Regions from separate parts of the Homo sapiens genome. Here region 2 is linked to region 1. The links are chromatin contacts, found by POLR2A ChIA-PET in ENCODE. All regions are on one chromosome and are shown on one strand. The core of a region is the stretch at or near the end of the contact, and the rest is flanking DNA. Distances in the headings are between cores, read along the strand shown. Region 1 overlaps ATP11A (ATPase phospholipid transporting 11A). Region 2 overlaps TFDP1 (transcription factor Dp-1).

The links. ChIA-PET counts read pairs that join two places held with the same protein, here RNA polymerase II (POLR2A).
Region 2: POLR2A ChIA-PET joins it to region 1 with 14 read pairs in activated B cell. The contact joins two enhancer-like sites. POLR2A ChIA-PET finds 5 or more read pairs at or near these places in 3 of 52 experiments (MCF 10A, activated B cell and activated T-cell).

The regions. Positions count from the first base shown.
Region 1 is chr13:112,802,240-112,805,278 of GRCh38, reverse strand. ATP11A (ATPase phospholipid transporting 11A) reads right to left here. Exons shown (of 30, transcript NM_015205.3): 3 at 233-322. Among named protein-coding and RNA genes, the nearest start is that of ATP11A-AS1, 49 kb to the right of the region's middle. RefSeq lists enhancers at 1,635-1,874, 2,701-2,950. Within about 2 kb of position 1,529, at least 2 of the 41 ENCODE cell types and tissues checked have a DNase peak (open chromatin) inside an H3K27ac peak, as active enhancers do.
Region 2 is chr13:113,615,031-113,618,069 of GRCh38, reverse strand. All of the region lies in intron 3 of TFDP1 (transcription factor Dp-1), which reads right to left. Among named protein-coding and RNA genes, the nearest start is that of TFDP1, 32 kb to the right of the region's middle. RefSeq lists enhancers at 232-794, 795-1,358, 1,923-2,486, 2,487-3,039. Within about 2 kb of position 1,594, at least 4 of the 41 ENCODE cell types and tissues checked have a DNase peak (open chromatin) inside an H3K27ac peak, as active enhancers do.

The DNA.
Region 1 (3,039 bases), core at 280-2,779:
AGGAAAGGCTGTCACCAACTTAAACCCAAAGTAGCGTCGTGTGTAGTTTAGCTTGTGTGGATCTCACAGAACCAAGACATTTTGCCCTTCCTTAAGAAAATAAATAAATTAATCATAGGTGAGGGGCACCATGTCCTTGCTCTTTCATTAGCCGTGTGGCAGTTACCTGAGAATAAAATGTCACTTATTTAGATTTATATGTGATGAGATGGAAAACAATGACCGGCCTTACCTGCACCAGAAATATGATAAGGAAATAAAAGTTGGCTACTCTTCTGAATTGTTCAAATAAATTCTTGGGTATAAAGTTCCAAAATGTGTACTGCATAAAAGAAAAACAAACATCCATCATTGAGATCAGATTTTACTCTTGTAGTGTTACTCTAGGGCATAGTAAGTAGCACTGGATTTTACAGTACAAAATGTTTAGCTTTAGATATAAAACTCATAATTCATAATTTAGAGTGTTTGTTGACAGCTAAGACAGCTTAAACAAAGTGTGTACTCTGAAACACGTATGTAAATTACCTAACTCCAGAGAATTCAAGATAAAACGCAAGGTAGCTCAACAATAGTTTGATTATTAAGATGTCTTTTATAAAACGTAAACCTGTGATCATTAACTCAACACATTAGCATTTTACTTCAGTAATTTCTGCATGATCTCTCCTCTGAGTGAGAGCATGACAGCGAGCTGAATGGAAGCCTTCACCCAGCTCCAGGCAGCTTCTGAGGCAGGCGTGTTTCTTGTCCACAGCTCAGGCACAGGGGCTTTGAGGCCTCAGGGGGAAGGACAGGAAAAGGAGGGGAAGGAGGGCAGAGAGGGGATGGGGGGGAGGGAGGTGAAGGAGGGAAGGAGGAAAAGGAGGGGAAGGAGGGCAGAGAGGGGATGGGGGGAGGGAGGTGAAGGAGGGAAGGAGGGGAACGAGGGCAGAGAGGGGATGGGGGGAGGGAGGTGAAGGAGGGAAGGAGGAAAAGGAGGGGAAGGAGGGCAGAGAGGGGATGGGGGGAGGGAGGTGAAGGAGGGAAGGAGGGCAGAGAGGGGATGGGGGGAGGGAGGTGAAGGAGGGAAGGAGGGGAAGGAGGGCAGAGAGGGGATGGCAGGGAGGGAGGTGAAGGAGGGAAGGAGGGCAGAGAGGGGATGGGGGGAGGGAGGTGAAGGAGGAAAAGGAGGGGAAGGAGGGCAGAGAGGGGATGGGGGGAGGGAGGTGAAGGAGGGAAGGAGGAAAAGGAGGGAAGGAGGGCAGAGAGGGGATGGCAGGGAGGGAGGTGAAGGAGGGAAGGAGGGGAATGAGGGGAATGAGGGAAGGAAGGGAAGAAAGGAGGAAAAGGAGGGGAAGGAGGGCAGAGAGGGGATGGGGGGAGGGAGGTGAAGGAGGGAAGGAGGGGAATGAGGGAAGGAAGGGAAGCAAGGAGGAAAAGGAGGGGAAGGAGAGGAAGGAGGAGGAGGGGAAGGAGAGGAAGGAGGGGAGGGAGGGGAAGTAAGGCAGGGAGGGGAGGGAGAGGAAGGAGGGAAGGAGGGGAATGAGAGAAGGAGGGGAAGGAGGTCAGGGAGGGAAGGAGGGGAATGAGAGAAGGAGGGGAGGGAGGGGAAGGAGGGAGAATGCCCAGCCACCACAGCATCTCCTCTCCACACTTCTCATTTTGCTTCTGTAGCAGTTTCATTCAACTTCTGTGTTGAAAACAACAACGTCCCAGATGTCACGAACCTTCACTGAGTTTGGAAATAGTTTCTGAAATTTCATCTGACATGTTTTTACGCCGTAATGAAGACAGTCTACCGAAACCTGAAGAAGGTCTCACAGCCTGTGCTGCGGCCTCTGCCATCTGTGTGTCTCTTCAACGGGGCTTATTTCAAAATCCCATTCGAAGGTGGGTTCTGGCTCCTGGAAGCCAGAAGTAGTTGTCAAATTCTCATACCAAGAATTTCTTTAATTCCAGGCTCATGAATATAAGTTATTTACAATTCAATGTAACAACTAAAGCCTGGTATGGTCCTAAACTAACCAACATGTTCTGAATTTGGTGTTTACAAATATTTCAGAGGAAATCCATGTGCGTCTTTTAAAACTTCTCTGCCTCAAGTTTCCAGTGGCTTAGAGAGTATATAAGGAATTTCCATTTTCTATTCTAATTCACATTTACAAAGTGATTTTACCTTTCACAATAAAGTTCCTTAATGAGGGTAAAAACAGAGTAGTGGCTCCCCCCAGTTCATGACAACTACGGCCATATTTTCAGTTCCCATCTCAGGTTGACTGTAATAAAAAAGGCAAGGGGAGCTCCAGAAGAGAGTCTCTGGAGTTTTAAAAAAGAAACTAACTTTCCATGTCCTCCCTAGGTCATCCCGCCCTACCCATCCAAACACCCTTATTTTCCATGTGTTGTTTGATACCAGGTTTTTATCAGATGTGTGTTTTGCAAATCTATTCTCCCAGTCAGTGGCTCATATTTTAATTCTCTTAACTGTATTTTGCAAAGCTCAAGTTTTTAATCTTCACGAAGTCCAACTTATCAATTTTCCTTTCATGAACAGTGTTTTTGGTGTTATCCAAAAACTTGTTGCCAAACCCAAGGTCACCTAGACTTTCTCCTACATTTCTACAAGTTTCATTATTATACATTTTACATTTAGGTCTATGACTCACTTTGAGCTAATTTTCTTGAACGGTGTGTGATCACTGTCTAGAGTCACTGTTGCTGGGTTTTTTTTTTTTTTTTTTTTTGCATGTCCAGTTTTTCTAGCACTATTTGTTGAAAAGAAATAGTGCTTTTCTGTCTGCCCTGAATTGCCTTTGCTCCTTTGTCAAAGATGGGTTGACTATCTGGGTGAATGGGTTGACTATCTGGGTGGATTTACTGGGTGGATCTACTCCCAGGCTCTCTATGATGTTTCATTGATCTATTTGTCTATTCTTTTCTTTTTTTTTTGTGAGACGGAGTCTCGCTCTGTTGCCCAGGCTGGAGTGCAGTGGCGCGATCTCGGCTCACCGCAAGCTCTGCCTCCTGGGTTCGCGCCATTCTCCTGCCTCAGCCTCC
Region 2 (3,039 bases), core at 345-2,844, 810 kb before region 1:
TTTCAACTGTAAAAGGCACTACACAGCGTTTTTCAAATGAACTAATTAAAAACATTTTATATACAGCATTTTAAATGGAGAATTCCTTTCTTGGGAAGAAAACTAGTTAAGAATATATATGGTCTCAGTTGCTATAATCCATTAACAGAAAAAGGAGTCTAAATATAGTATTCACGTTTTTATCATTACTAATCCTATTCTATTAATATCTATAGGGCTTAAGATAAATTATGAAACCATACAGTTTTGTATTTTCTGAAAAACAATTTTAACATCTTTACGTTGTCAGAGCCAGATGTCTAAGAGTTACTATTTTGCCCACCATGCTGGAGATGTTTTGTTTGCTTATCTGGCCAAGCACAACCCCTCTGCAGGTGAGCAGCTCTGCAGGTGAGCGGCTCTGCAGGTGAGCGGCTCTGCAGGTGAGCGGCTCTGCAGGTGAGCGGCTCTGCAGGTGAAGGGTTCTGCAGGTGAAGGGCTCTGCAGGTGAGCGGCTCTGCAGGTGAAGGGTTCTGCAGGTGAGCGGCTCTGCAGGTGAATGGTTCTGCAGGTGAAGGGCTCTGCAGGTGAACGGTTCTGCAGGTGAAGGGCTCTGCAGGTGAACGGTTCTGCAGGTGAGCGGCTCTGCAGGTGAGCGGCTCTGCATGTGAGTGCCTCTGTGACTGGCTCGCAAGCAGCATTTGTGCACACTTGACTGGCCACAACAGAATGTTCTTCTCTGTTGTCAGCACTGAGGAGGAAGCTCCTGCCTAAGCGACCACAGCCAGGCACCCGCTCCATGGAGACATTGCTCTCTCCAGACTCCATTCAGACTCAGGAAACCTGAGCTCCTGGAATGCAGGCTGAGGCAGCTCCCACACAAAAGCTATCTACTCTGGCAGTTATCAGAGGCCTCCGTTGCACAAATCACACACCTACTGTGCCTGACGTGGCTGGGCCTCCAGCAGGACCCGCTCCTGAGAACACACGGGTGCTAGTCCAAGTTCACAGCACGGCTCAAGTCACTCCCACAAACCTCTCTATACAAACACACAAAGCTCTGGGAGGCTACCCTGCATCCAAGAGTCACCATCTCACACCTGGAACAAGGGTTACGGCCACAGAAATGTCATGACTGGGCTAAAAACAGAGGCTGGGCTTTTAACATCCTTCGGGTTAAAAACAGAGAAATACAAAGAGAGAAAAAGCTGATGGCCTCTCCTGACAGTTTTGTAGGAGGCTGGCAGTTTGAAGAGGCCAACCAAAACTTATACCCTCCCTTCCTATAACCCCCTTCCTAACAGCTCTACAAAGACCAGTGCGTGTGTCGGGGGGCAAGGGGCACAGTTAGTTCACAGGCGACGGTCACGAGTGAGGAATTACGTAAGCAACACTAAGCTTCTGACCACACATCATTGCTAAATTTCCTCCTCCACTTAGAACCCTAAAGCCGACAGATATGAGATTGAAGCAGGAGGAAAGTAAAGACACAACAAAGGGAGATGCTCTTTAGTAAGCAGTCATTCTGGGCTAAGAGGATATGTATAATCAATGGCCACATGTGCTGGGCACTCCCAGATGAGCAGCAAACGAGGGACCCGGCCTGGCGCCGCAGACGGTGAGCCTGCACTGCACACAGCCATGATCTGTACCTGAGCGCTCTCCACGGATTTACTATGTTAAAAATCATGAGCACTCTACGAGAAAACGGCAGCAAATAACAAAAGGTAGCAAAACGCAGCCACCGAAACCGTGACTGGAAGGGTCCCAGTGACTACAGACAGGAGCCACCACACGGCATGGAGAGGACAGACACTCCACGCACCAGCTGCGAAAGTGCACGCTCAAATGTACACTTACACACTTACTCTTTTTTTTTTTTTTTTTGGAGACAGAGTCTCACTCTGTCACCCAGGCTAGAGTGCAGTGGAGCAATCTCAGCTCACTGCAACCTCCGCCTACAGGGTTCAAGTGATTCTCCTGCCTCAGCCTCCTGAGTAGCTGGGATTACAGGCGTGTACCACAGCGCCCCACTAATTTTTATATTTTTAGTGGAGAGGTGGTTTCATCATGTTGGCTAGGCTGGTCTTGAGCTCCTGACCTCAGGTGATACACCTGCCTCGGCCTCCCAAAGTGCTGGGATACAGGCTTGAGCCACCATGCCCAGCCTACTCATTTTGAGACAGGGTCTGGCTCTGTCACTCAGGCTGGAGTGCAGTGGCACAATCACAACTCACTGCAGCCTCGACCTCCCAGGCTCAAGCGATCCTCCTGCCCCAGCCTCCCAAGTAGCTGGGACTATCTATAGACATGCGCCACCATGCTTGGCTACTTTTTTTTAAAATTTTTTATAGAGATGGGGTCTCCCGTTGTTGCCCAGACTGGTCTTGAACTCCTGGCCTCAAGCAATCCTCCCACTGCAGTCTCCCAAAGCACCGGGATTTCTGGTGTGAGCCCCTGCACCTGGCCTAAACGTGTGGAACAGTGTGGGCAGATTCTCAGTGAGCCTGGATCACCTCTAGGTACAGGAGGTGCACAAGCAGCCCTGAGGTAGAGACAGACAAGCACACTTCCAGGCCAGCTGTGGCCTCCCGGATGGCCTCCCTGAGGACGAGGCACAGGCCGGGCAGGATTGCACACATCAGGGAGGAGAGTGCAGGCAGCCATGGGGCCAGGTCACCCTCAGACAGGGGCAGGGTGGACCAGGCAAAGCGAGAGGAAAAGCTCCTATCAGCACTGCGGGGCCGTAGGCATGATATGAGTAAGAGCCCACCTGTGACACAGAAAGCCTAAAAACCCACCACTACCAAATGCTGGTGAGGAAGTGGAACTGCCAGACACACAAAGTGTGTGTGCAAATGTTCACACCAGCATTTTGCTCTCAGGAAACAATCAGAGGCAACCCAAACAGCCACAACTAAAATGGCCCACGTAAGATGTATTGCCAAACCTCCACATTGGGACTCCCATCCTTGGGGAGCCTGTGGATGCAAAATGTCTCGAGTTTGGTGCATTTCTCTGGGTGGAAAGCAGCCTTCTAAGCCTCGAAGGGTGTGACAG